2 separate regions of the Mus musculus genome follow, and region 2 is linked to region 1. Evidence: chromatin loops called from intact Hi-C (ENCODE). Cell type or tissue: left cerebral cortex. All regions are shown on one strand. Links, peaks and the distances in the headings refer to the core of each region. The heading gives the core; the rest is flanking DNA. Region 1 overlaps Fhl2 (four and a half LIM domains 2). Region 2 has its middle 35 kb from the start of Fhl2.

Region 1 (6,408 bases), core at 653-5,652:
ACATCCAAGGCCTGTCTCAACCCCTACCCCTCAAAAGGTGGGGGGTGGGAGAGGAGTGAGGTGTATCATTAAGAGAAGTGGAATTCCTGTTCGGTCAGCCTTTGATATCTCAGGAATTGGGTTCAGCTACCAACACCCACAGGTTCTCAAGCACCCTATGCAGAATGCCTCCTTCTTATATAAAACATTTCCACAAATATTTAAAATAATCTGCAAGTGGTGTATGAACACTGTTATGCTGTGTGGTGTAATGACAGACGTCTGTATACGTTCTCTAGTGGATATAATTATTTTCTTTGGGGACTCTTGATCTGCGGTTGGTTGGCCAAAGATATACAGCAGCTTGTGGCTAGAGAGAACTAGCCAGAAAAGGAATGCCAGCAATTCCCTGGAAATGCGTCTCTTCCCCTGCCTCGCTCGCTTCTCCCAGTACACGTGCTTTCTTGATCTGCTCTGCTTGCTGAATTTACACTCGGTTATTTCAACAACTATGATTTGTGCTCTGGTGTGCCAGGATGGGCCAGGAGTTGCATGTTGCTTAGCTTCACCCTCTGCCTGACCTCATGACGTTATGTCCTAGATAGACAGACATCAAAAAAGGACAGAACCACAACTGGGTTAAGAACTATACGCAATGATACTATGTCTCTTTTTTTACCTGAAGAAGATGAGTCCCCCCCTGTCTCTCTCTGTCTCTCTCTCTCTGTGTCTCTCTGTCTGTCTATGTCTCTCTCTGTTTCTCTGTCTCTCCCTGTCTCTCCTCTCATCTTGACTTTATATAGGACAAAGGAATCTCTTATTTGTAAAAAGTGAGTGATATCGGGGCGTGGTAGTGCATGCCTTTAATCCCAGCACTTGAGAGGCAGAGTTTGAGGCCAGCCTGGTCTACAGAGTGAGTTCCAGGACAGCCAGAACTATACAGAGAAACCCTGTCTCGAAAAACCAAAAAACCAAACCAAAACAAAACAAAACAAAAAAAGTGAGTGATAGACCAGGTATGGCGGGGTACACCTTTAGTCTCAGTATGCCAGACATAGAGGCAGGCAGATCTCTGTGACTTAGAGGCCAGTCAAGTGAGTTAATAAAAGTATAGGGAGGACTGCTGTAGCTCCATGCCCACTGTGTGGGTTTGATTACCATCACTGAAAAAATGCACACAAATACACATATGTAAATATGGGATTTGAGAAGCAAGTCTTATCATACACATGATGTAAAAATGGACGTTAGAACATCTCAGAGAACCTGACCTAGGATTCTGATGCCTAGCAGTTTAGAGGGTGGTATGATTTAGAACACGGTACTAGCACAGGTGGTAGGTTCAGAGCCAGGTAGCTTTCAGTGTGTCATACTCACACATGTACCTACTGCTTGACATGATGGCTTTGTGTAGCTCCCGGATAAGTACACAAAGCCCACAGAGAGTATCCAGCCATGGGCGTGCAAATAGGACCAGGCAGGTTGGAAGCAGCGGTAAGCAGATCACTTAGATGCAGGGGTCCAGCAAGCTGATTGAGGACAGAGGAAAGTGTGAGTAGATGGAGTTTGGGGAAATGTAACTTTGGGCAATATGGGCTCTGAACCACTCATGTGGAGGAGGCTGATGGAGCCTGTGCAGACAGTGGTCCAAGCAAGGTCATCAGGCGCCCTCTAGTGGACAAACTGGGTATAGGCCGTGAACTCAAATAGCTTACAAGGCAATTTGTATGTTAATGCAGTCCTGAACCCCGGAAGTTGGGAAGCTGAGGCAGGAAGACAGTGCATTCCAGGCCAGCCTGGATGGCACAACCAGATTTCTATGCAAGATAACTAAATAGTTTAAAGTGTCAAGACAGCCTCTTTGAAATCCTTTAATCAGAGGGAGGTTTAGAATCAAGGGGAAGCAGACATATTAAGAAACTTTAGAATCACCAGGTGTATCCACTCTGTGGCCCACAGGATTTGTATGTCCCAGGACAGCCATAAATGTCATGTAACATGTTTGTAGATCACAATAACAATTGCTGTATCAGTAGTTTGCATACCTCGGGACCACAGAAATATTAAGTAACTACTAAAGTGTGTATGAGATTTTAAAAACATGAGTTAACCTTGAGATTCTGAGTTGTAAAGTATATGTTGAGAGAATGATCCATGCTTGCGGTTTAGTTGAAATTTCTTAATGTATTAGCTATTTTAGCACTAATAATATTTAATTATCACAATACCTATAATTTTAACTCAGTTTTGGAACTACTTAAGAATTTGAAGTTTGTTAATCAAAGAACTTTTAAGTAAAGCTATCAAATATGTTAAACTTTAAAGAGAAGTCTAGACAAAATTCAGTTCACTCCACTGATAAATGCGAGCAACATAACGCCATTTAAAAGGATTATTTTTCTTTAAGAATCCTATTCGGTCTCAGGTGCGATGGGACACACCTTTAATCTCAGCACTCTATAGCTGGAGACAGAGCAGATCTCTGAGTTCTAGGCCAGCCAGTTACAAGATGGGGGAGGGGCAGTAAGAAAGCTCAATTGATCCCACCACTTCAGTCTTCCAAGTAGTAGGAACTAGAGGTATCACTTATCATCATCACCATCACCATCACCATCACCATCATTTCTTTACATGTAAAAGCTATAGAAGTTAGGGCTGGAAAATGGCTCAGTCAGAAAACGCCCGTTTCTCAGCACCTCACAGGGGTGTGTAAACCGTGAAATCCCCCTGTCAGAACAAATGGGAGGTTAGAAAGGGCTTTAAAGAAGTGCGACTGCAGAGTTCACACTCATCTGACAAAGCGGATGTTGACCGATGCCCCTCCTCTCCCTCTGCACTGACTCATTGATGCTTTAGCCACATGTGGTCCTGTGGCTAGCAGTCTTCCTCACACAGGGAGTCCCACGTTGTTCTGTGACCACCCTCAAAGGCACAGCTCACAGAAACGAGGAGCATTGATTGGCCATTGGAATCAAGTGTATATCAGGCTCCAGTCGCAGCCACAGTAATTCCTTTCCACAGATGTGTAGTGCGCCCCCATGCGGCAGGGCCACGTGAGTGCTTCATGGCGATTTTGTTGGAAAGAGGCTGTCACCCTTTGTTTCTGTTTGTTTCTGCCCCAACTCAGATACAATAACCATTTTTACCAAGGGGAAGAAAAAATACAAGTCCCAGAAGCAGTTACGTCCTGAAAGAAGAACGGGCTGGAGGTGGAGAGGGTACCCGTTCTCCCTGGGTGTTTCTAAGTGTCTGCTGTGTGAGGAACATGGGCTCTTCAGTGCTGACTATAACATCTGCCAGTGAATGTGTCTTCGTGTACAGATGAAGATGCGTGATACAGAATCTGGAAGATCACAGCCAACCTTGACAGATGATTGAGCCTAAAGTCCTAGTGAGAGAAAAAAGATGATGCAATTCCTGAGGGATGAAACCTGAAGTTGGCCTCTGGGCTCTACACATATGCATGGCCTACACACACACTCTCACACAAACACATGAGCACACGTGTGCACATGCACATGCATGTGTACACACACACACGAGAGAGAGAGAGAGAGAGAGAGAGAGAGAGAGAGAGAGAGAGAGAGAGTTAGAGTTGTCAAGGGTTTTTGAGTTTGTAGTTTCAATGGATCGAATACTAACTCTAAGATCCAGGGCCACCATAACCCTGTGTCGTCCTATGTAGCAGGGCCCCATCGATGTGTGAAGAACACGATGCTTAGGAGACAGTTTTAAGTCAGATTCTGACTTGTGGTGCTGTGGATGTTCATGGCCTCCTACACGCCAGTGAACACCCTGCTGCTGAGCTCCATCCACACACTCAAGCTCCCATCCTTCTGTGGGAGAGTGACTAACTTTCTGTTTTATTTCTGGCTTGCATTGCTTTTGGCAAAGAGGAGGGACTGCAGAGTTCTGGGTGACAGACTGACATATGGGAAGTATTTGGGGAAGATATATGGGGTGAGAAGTAATACTTTTCCAAAGGAGATAATTAGACCTTCAGTAAGATAGATTCTTATTGCTACAACATTTTTCTGGTTAATACGACTTTTAAATGACACACTGTGACGGGAACAGAAGCACCCTGTCTGAAGCACAGCTGGGGAGGGGTGGCGAAGACATAGCTGCATGGCGATTGGTGATGCTGGAACTTTAAGCCACGTTAATTAGAAACTTAGGACCCAAGTGGGGTATGGCAGGAGGCATTGGAGCATTGCCCACCAAAGACTGGACCCTCCCATATTGATCATCAACCAAAAGGCTTGCCTACAAGTCAGTCTGATGGCATTTTCGAAATGGAGTCTCTGTCTCCCCAAGTGATTCTACCTCATATCAAGTTGACTAAAGCAGACAAACAAACAGACAAAACCAGCACAAGACTCCGTCTCCAAAAGGAAAGCAAATTAATTCTTTGGCAGTCTTCTAAACAACAGCCCTGGGAAGTCAATTTGCAGTTCTTCTAGTGAGTAGAATCTCTCTAAGACCCTTACCATGACTGCAGCCCAGCCACACAGCTGCAGCCTAGCTACACAGCTGCAGCCAGCTGCACAGCTGCAGCCCAACCACACAGCTGCAGCCAGCCACACAGCTGCAGCCAGCCACACAGCTGCAGCCAGCCTCATAGCCGCAGCCAGCCACACAGCTGCAGCTCAGCCACACAGCTGCTGCCAGTCACACAGCTGCAGCCCAGCCACACAGCTGCAGCCCAGCCACACAGCTGCAGCCAGCCACACAGCTGCAGCCCAGCTACACAGCTGCAGCCAGCCACACAGCTGCTGCCAGTCACACAGCTGCAGCCCAGCTACACAGCTGCAGCCAGCCACACAGCTGCAGCCAGCCACACAGCTGCAGCCCAGCCACACAGCTGCAGCCCAGCCACACAGCTGCAGCCCAGCCACACAGCTGCAGCCTAGCTACACAGCTGCAGCCCAGCCACGCAGCTACATAGTAGCTTAGTTAGCTCCAGAGTTGTAGCCAACCATTCATACTGCTGTAGCCCAGCCCCAGGGTCTACCTACTGCTGCTTCTGTTCTCCCTTTTTTTGGCTTTGTTCATTCACCTCTGAAGTGCTCCACTCTCTTCTGTGTGATTCCTATGCCCCCAGCTCCTCCAGTTTTCCCTATCCTTTATGCCTAGTCAACCAGCGCTAGGACATTTCCTGCCTGTGAGCAGACAGGCAGGCCCTGGGAGATAAAGGTACAGAGGGAGGACTTGGGTCTGCAGAGAGCAGCTGGGTCAGCTCCACATATGAGGGGTTTTTGTGTCTTAGTATATTACACCTGCACGGGTGCAGAACACATGGACAAGGAAGCTCACTCTGCAGCGTAACTCATTTCCTTCACTTGGGTTCTGGGACATAGCTGGGAAATGGAGGACAGAAGAGTTGCAGAGGTCTTTTGCTGTTGCAAGCACACATAGCCTCTCTAACAGGATATAAGAGCAGTTCTGGGAGCTACCTCAACAGGGCATCCCTATATAGTCCATGGTGCTGGACCAAGAACCTAAGTGCTCTTTGCTTTATGCCCTAGGTGTGGCCAGGAGCTAGGTGGGCCTTGGTCTGCTCACCTCACAGGGAGGTCATGGTCTGCAGGACTGTCCTTTGTCAGTGCGTAGTTAAGTGAACCCTGACAATCGGAGTTACTTTGAATATAGAAGTGATATTGCTGATGGGAGCTTAACACACTCATGTCCCTTTGTACACTGGAGGCCATGTGCATTGACTCATCCAGAGTTCACGGGACTACAAGCTTTCTCTGAGTTGGTCTTGAGAATTCCTCCCCGTGAGGGAACTTTGTTCTTGGCTCACAAGATTGTCACAGATTGGATGAGACCTCTCTGTTGCAAGGGGTATAATCGGCTTCGTTCTAAGTCTGCTGGCTGCAAACAGTAATTTAATCTAAAAAACCATATTCACAGCAGCATTCAGACCAGGGGATTTGTTGTTGTTTATTGTTCATCTTTTAGGAGACAGGATCTCTCTGCATTGCCAGGCTTGCCTCAGACTCTGGTCTCAAATGATCCCCTTGCTAAAGCCTTCTGAATGGCTGACACTGCAGACATGCCTGTACATAGAAATGGCCCTGCTTTGACCTCCCTCTTTACAATCTTTGCTTAGAGTATTGCATCCTATTTGGTACATGTAAATATCATACACCAATTAAAACATAAAAACCAAAGGGCAAGGTGAAGAGTGGGCAGAGCTTCTTTGGAGCTTTGGTAGTGGATTCAGGTTTACAGAACTTAGTCCAGGTCCTTCTCCTTACCCGGCCCCACACACCACACTGACAAGACAGAAAACCAGAATTTCATCATAATCCTGTCCCTAGACCGGCCAGTTCACACAAACTAAATGCTAGGCCCCCGTCATCTGTTATCTTGCTGGTATCAGAGGAAGAAGGGCTCAAGGAGACTGGCCAGCTCTAATCTTGC
Region 2 (6,408 bases), core at 763-5,762, 61 kb before region 1:
AATGGCCTTCCTATGCTTCATGACTTCGTGTGGGGAAGAGGAGGTCTGATTCTTATGATCTGCAGTAGAGAAGGGAAATTTTGGTTTCTGTGACTTACTTTGGGGAGGATTATGAGGTGAGAAACAGAAAGCCAGAAGGACAGAGAAACCTGGATTCTAAGGAATTCAGGTCTCCTTTCACTCAGAACACTCAGCAAAAAACAAAGCCAAAACTGCTGTGGTATTCTGAGCCCTAGCAAAAGACACCCAACTCATTAGGCTGGGAGCCAGGAGCATTGTTAACACCACACCCAGCCCTTGGGGATGGTGAAGAGGAAGGGCAGTCACAGGAACAGACAAGGAAAGAGAGGAAAGGAAGGGGAGAGATGTGAATCTACTGACCCTGAGAACTGACAAGAAGAACAGACTCCTGATGGGCAATGGACAGGGGACCCAGTTACTAGCTGGGCAGACTCAGGGAGCTATGGTATCAGGGTCACAGAAGGAACTCAACCACTATCTACCCACCCCAGAGCAAAGAGCAACAGTGACAGACTCTCAAAGTTGGCCATGGCAGTCAATGGTCAGTGTGACCTATGGTGAGAGGAGAAACGGGGGGGGGGGGGGGGGGGTTGCTGAAGGCCATGGCAAGAGCCCTGAGTGATGACTACCGTAATGGTGCTGACAGCTCCAGATGGGTTTAGTGCTGAAGCTGCATGGTCCAGCATGGATCAGCTCAGCCTGTCTGAGAAGCACTATAGATAGTTAGCTGATGGACTGAGAAGAGGATTTCATGATTTCATGGCAAACTATCCAAGTGTACAGACAGGGGGGCTGGAATTCTCCAGAAGACTCTGCCATAGAGGTCCATCCCTACACAGACTGGTAGGTGGGATATACTTTCCTTCCTCAGTCTACTCTCTCTATGCTTTTTCCTGCACAAATGAGGCTGAAAATCAAGATATAGTCATTCACATACCATGATACAGTACCATGCTAAAACTAAGCTGCTCATCTGACCAAAGAAGATACCATGCTTGAGAGACAAAGCCAAACTCTCCAAACAGCCAGCTTTAACCGGCGGGCGTAGTAATGACTCCCTCTGCCTTCATCCTTATACTAAAGGGCAACCTGAAATGATCTGATTTAAACAAACCAGCTATTTTTCTACTGTTTTGTCTTTGTGTCTACACAAGGACAGAAACTTCCAGAACAACTTCTTCTGATCATCCCACCAAGACATTTATTTGTTCTACTACTCTGTTGAATAAAGTATAGTGCAATGAAACACATAAACAAAGCCAGTTGAAACCTACAGTGGCCCAGGCTTGTAAAGCTTGGGAGCTTGGGAATCAACTGAGGTACATAGATAGATCCTTCCTCCCTTCCTCCTTCCTTCCTTCCTCCCTCCCTCCCTTCCTCCTTCCTTCCTTCCTCCCTCCCTTCCTTCCTCCTTCCTTCCTTTCTCCCTCCCTTCCTTCCTCCTTCCTCCTTCCTTCCTTCCTCCTTCCTTCCTTTCCTTCCTCCCTCCCTCCCTCCCTCCCTTCCTCCCTTCCTTCCTTCCTTCCTTCCTTCCTTCCTCCTTCCTCCTTCCTCCTTCCTTCCTTCCTTCCTCCTTCCTTCCTTCCTTCCTCCTCCCTCCCTCCCTTCCTCCTCCCTCCCTCTCTTCCTTCCTTCCTTCCTCCCTCCCTTCCTCCTCCCTCCCTTCCTCCTTCCTTCCTTCCTTCCTTCCTTCCTCCCTCCCTCCCTCCCTCCCTCCCTCCCTCCCTCCTTCCTTCCTTCCTTCCTCCCTCTCTCCCTCCCTCCCTTCCTCCTTCCTCCTTCCTTCCTCCTTCCTTCCTTCCTCCTTCCTTCCTTCCTTCCTCCCTCCCTTCCTTCCTTCCTTCCTCCTTCCTCCTTCCTTCCTTCCTTCCTCCTTCCTTCCTTCCTTCCTCCTCCCTCCCTCCCTTCCTCCTCCCTCCCTCCCTTCCTTCCTTCCTTCCTTCCTCCCTCCCTTCCTCCTCCCTCCCTTTCTCCCTCCTTCCTTCCTTCCTTCCTTCCTTCCTTCCTTCCTCCCTCCCTCCCTCCCTCCTTCCTTCCTCCTTCCTTCCTCCTTCCTTCCTTCCTTCCCTCCTTCCTTCCTTCCTTCCTTCCTCCCTTCCTTCCTCCTACCTCCTTCCTCCGTCCTCCTTCTCCTTCCTCCTTCCTTCCTCCTTCCTTCCTCCTTCCTCCCTCCCTTCTTCCTCCCTCCCTTCCTCCTTCCTTCCTTCCTCCCTCCCTCCCCCCTTCCTTCCTTCCTCCCTCCCTTCCTCCTTCCTTCCTTCCTTCTTCCTTCCTTCCTTCCTTCCTTCCTTCCTAAGAGATGATGATATTTCTTTGAATAACCATGTAACAGTCTTGTCCATCCTTACTATGCATTTTGCACATTGAATCACTGCTTACTCTAGACCTATCTGCCTTTAACATTGGTCTCTGAGTTTGGGAAACCTCAATCTAGAAGTGTCTTTTATGTTGTTGTAGAAGATGAGCAAGTGCCACATTCATGTCCAGTTCTCTCTGGCATGCCTGGTTCTGATCACAGCCCAGAACGCTAGGTCCCAGCTGCCTCAGATGCGGTTCACTCCCACAGTGGCTGTTCCAGTGGGTGGGGTGTGAATGTCAGAGAGGCTGCCTGCTCATCACCTTCCACCCACCCCCACAGCTGTGTGCTGAGCCTGAAGGATGTCAAACAAGGATGCTGTTCACAGAGACGAAACTATGCTGCATCAAACCTCAGGAAAAGAGATCCTTTTGTTAGAGGAATTTACACCTATCAGGAAACCTCCATCAATAATCTTATCTTTCACTGCTTTTCTGTCTTGAAGATGCCAAGACAAAATTCTCTCATTCATCATGTCTGATGGAAGACAGCAAGATTCTCATTTCAGAGAGATCCTGCTCCATATCTGCGGGTCTGGGATCTGAGCAGACAAATCCAGCCCGGTTTCTTCTTCAGACCTTTTTCTAATTGCAGTATCTCATGGTGGGTGCTACTGGGCTCTGCTTGTTAGTCTCTTGCAAATCTGTCCCTGACTACAGGAGAACTCAGCTAAGAATTCCAAAAGGGTGAGGAGATACCCAGTTCTCCTCCACTGGACTTGAGCCCTCAAAATTCACAGATCCTTTCAGAAGGTCCCTTCTTATGAATTCCTTCTCCTTTGTCCCGTTCCATCCAAGAGAAGCCAGAAACCTGTTTTTTGGTTCCCCACCCCCTGCTTGGTTTTTCTATCCTACAGTCTCTCTGCCTTCTTTTAGAAACCTCCCCCACCATCCCCTAGAAGCTAATCTCACACTGGAAGTCCCTGCATTGTATGAGAGCTAATCTTTCTCTTGTCTACCATACCCAACACAACAGACATATTAGCAAGAGCAAAGCACATAAATGCATTTGATCCCAGTTCCATATGACACAGGAGATTGTAGACTGGAAACTAGGAGGCTACTAATGTTTGTATATAGATCTATGAAGGACAGGTAGAAATGTGATCAAGCAGAGGTGTGAGGGAAATGGAAGTAGAGTGGGGAAATCCAGCCAGGCCTGGATGTCCAGGCTCTTGCTGAGTCCTCTGTACAGTTTTTCTTCCCTCCAGGGGAAAAAACCCCGGGAAGAATTAGTGTGGTACTTTTAAGTTTTATGGCTGCATTTAGGGGAAAGGAAAGTGGTTATAATTTCTATAACACACTTTGGGAAAGATGAATTATAATCTTGGTAGTCTGCTTCAGAGTAGAGTGAGCAGTAAGAGCCAGGGGGTGGCAGGAGCTGAGAGACTAACTCTGAGGCCCATGGATCAGTCAATGACACCAGAGGCAGGAAAGGCTGGTCAACCCAAGGACTTTGTCAACCCCATTCAGAAAGACAGTCTAGGGGGTTGAGGCTTCAGCTCCAGTGGTGGCTTGAGCCACCACTGTTTAGAATTATCCCAGGCCATTCTTCATGACAGCCATCTGACAGAAACACTTTGAGAACCCATTCTATACCTTAGATCATAGGGATAAAAAAATGGATTCCAGAGATGCAACTTGGTGGGTAGTATTTTTCATCTGGATCCAAGATTTCCACAACCCACAGTTGAATCCACAGACGCAGAAGGTAAAGTTACTTAGAGCTGATCCAAGACAACTCCTGCCCTTCTTGAAAGCTTTTCCCAACAGGGATAGATGGAAAACCCTGCCTCCTAACCTTCCCTAGCCTCTATATCCCTCTAGTCCTCTTCCAGGCCAGGAGCAGAGTCACCAGTTGGCAGGGAGCAGCTGGACACTTGAAAGGAAACTTTACCCCTCCTCCCATTTGAGGGTATAAAACATTAACCAGCTCTGCTGGGATGATCTGTGCAAAGGGAAGAGGTGTCTTTGTCACTGTTCTATGGCTATGAAGAGACCCCAAGACCAAGGTAACTCATATAGAAGAAAGAATTTAATTGGGAGCTTGCTTACAGTTTCTGAGGTTTATTCCATAATCATTATGGTGGGGAGCATGACAGCAGAAAGCAGGATTAGTCTGTTAGCATCATGGCAGGAAGCAAACAGGCATGGTGCTAGAGCAGTCGCTGAGAGCTTTAAATCCTAATCCTGATCCAAAAGGGGGGGGGGGGAGGATAGGAAAGAGAGGGAAAGAGAGAGAGGGAGAGAGAGGGAGAGAGGAAGAAAGAGAGAGAGGGGGAGAGAGGGGAAGAGATAGGGAGAGAAGGGCAGAGAGGAGGAGAAAGAGGGAGAAAGAGAGAGGGGAGAGAGGGAGAGAGAGAGAGAAGGGCAGAGAGGAGGAGAGAGAAAGAGAGGGAGAGAGAGGGGGAGAGAGGGGGAGAGAAGGAGAGAGGGAGAGAGGGAGAGAGGAAGAGAGAGACAGGGAGAGAGGGGGAGAAAGGGAGAGAATGGGAAAGAGGGGGAGAGAGGGGGGGAGAGGGAGAGAGGATGAGAGAGAGAGAAAGAGAAAGGGAGAGATGAGGGGGGAGAGAGAGGGGGAGAGGGGAGAGTCTGGGTCTGGTGTGGGCTTTTGAAACCACAAAGCTCACTCCCAATGACACACCTCCAACAAGTCCACATCTGCTCCAACAAGGCCACACTTCCTAATGAAAAAGAATCTACAGAACTGTCCTCGCCTACTATCTGTCCATACCCCTGCAGTGGGATGAACTGACCCAAGCCAATCTACTGTGAGAACTCAGTAGCTAGTGCCAAACACACAGCCTAGGGATAGGATGGAGGCAGGGGCATGAGATGCCATGACCATCTACTCAGACATTGGAAACTTAAGGAGGCTCTGGAGTAGTCTTCTGGCACATGGCTCTGTCAAAGACTCCAATAAACCCTCCATTTCAGTCCCACACAGAATCACTAGTCACTCATGAGTAGGGATAAGAGAGAAGGCATGCCTTTCTGGAAATGAATTCCAGTCCACAGCCAAACATGTGCCTGGTGCTATATCCCACAAATCCTTTTGGGCTTTCTAGAATACTCACGTAGGCAGATGCCCTTGTCCGTGTAAGCTGGGGAAGGAAGGTCAGTAAACTGTTTCCAACAGGGAGCGTCAAACACCAGGCTCTCCCTTCTGAGCCCTTGGACGTGCTCATGTATCCCCAGAGAAGTGCCTCCCACTCTTGTGCCAGCTGTCTGCAGCCTCCAATGAGGCATACAGCCCTGGGGTATACACTGAGAAGTTCTGGACCAAGCAGCCTCCCTCTTGCAGTTACTCTTATATTACTGGAATACATGTGAGGTCCTGGGAGGGTGTCCTTGAAACAGGCAGGCCAAATGGGGACGTGCATAGCAGCCCCTTCCCAACTGGAGCCTATGACTTTCTGCATTTAGAGACCAAAAAAGGCTTGCAGGAGCCAGGGTTGGACTCTTATCTACTGGGCTGGGCCAGTGGACATGCCTTATTTATAACTCTGCTGACAAAAGTCCCACAACATTAAAGCAACCCAATGAAGCCCAGGGCCTGCCTGCACAGTGCTGGCCCTCATCCCCACTGGTCTGGTTGCTGGGCAGAAGGAAGGGCTCTGACCTCTAACATCACAGGTAAGGATCTCATTTACTTTGTTTGTTTGTTTGGTCTTTGTTTCTTTGTTTCTTCATGCCAGTCAATTCCAGTGCACATTCAGGCCATACATAAATGCCAACTGGGCTCAGATGGCTTTGTGCTCAGCACAAAGGGAGTGTCTTAGACCCAGGCAGGCACTGGGACCTCAGGACCCCAGCTCCCCAAACAGCCACTTGGATGCTGAGAAGAGCCAGGGTGCCTCCTCACCTTGACCTCTCTTGGTGGGAAACAGAACTGAAAGCCAGAAGAGCTTTTAAAGAGAAAGCAAAGGAAGAAGAAAAATTCTAACATAAACACAAGATAGGGTCAAACAGCAAGGTACTTGAGCCCCCCTCCCCTCCCCATCCCAGTATTTCCGGAAGGCCTGGGTGGAC

What was found. Peaks named below come from ENCODE experiments on the same cell type or tissue, not always from the same donor. Only the 100,000 strongest peaks of a DNase experiment are listed, where the experiment ranks them.
Region 2: it touches region 1 in a loop (9-fold over the local background); 2 of 42 quality-filtered maps call a loop at or near these places.

What each region holds. Positions count from the first base shown.
Region 1 is chr1:43,135,042-43,141,449 of GRCm38, reverse strand. The region is part of intron 3 of Fhl2 (four and a half LIM domains 2); the gene reads left to right. Among named protein-coding and RNA genes, the nearest start is that of Fhl2, 26 kb to the left of the region's middle. In left cerebral cortex, for the core only: CTCF peaks have their summits at 1,659 (motif pointing left), 3,048 and 3,809; DNase peaks (open chromatin) are centred at 1,648, 3,258 and 3,836; H3K27ac peaks cover 2,271 bases.
Region 2 is chr1:43,196,255-43,202,662 of GRCm38, reverse strand. It overlaps a transcript of Fhl2 not described here. Among named protein-coding and RNA genes, the nearest start is that of Fhl2, 35 kb to the right of the region's middle. In left cerebral cortex, for the core only: no CTCF peak of the experiment used is centred there; DNase peaks (open chromatin) are centred at 2,625, 2,925, 3,225 and 5,479; H3K27ac peaks cover 2,083 bases.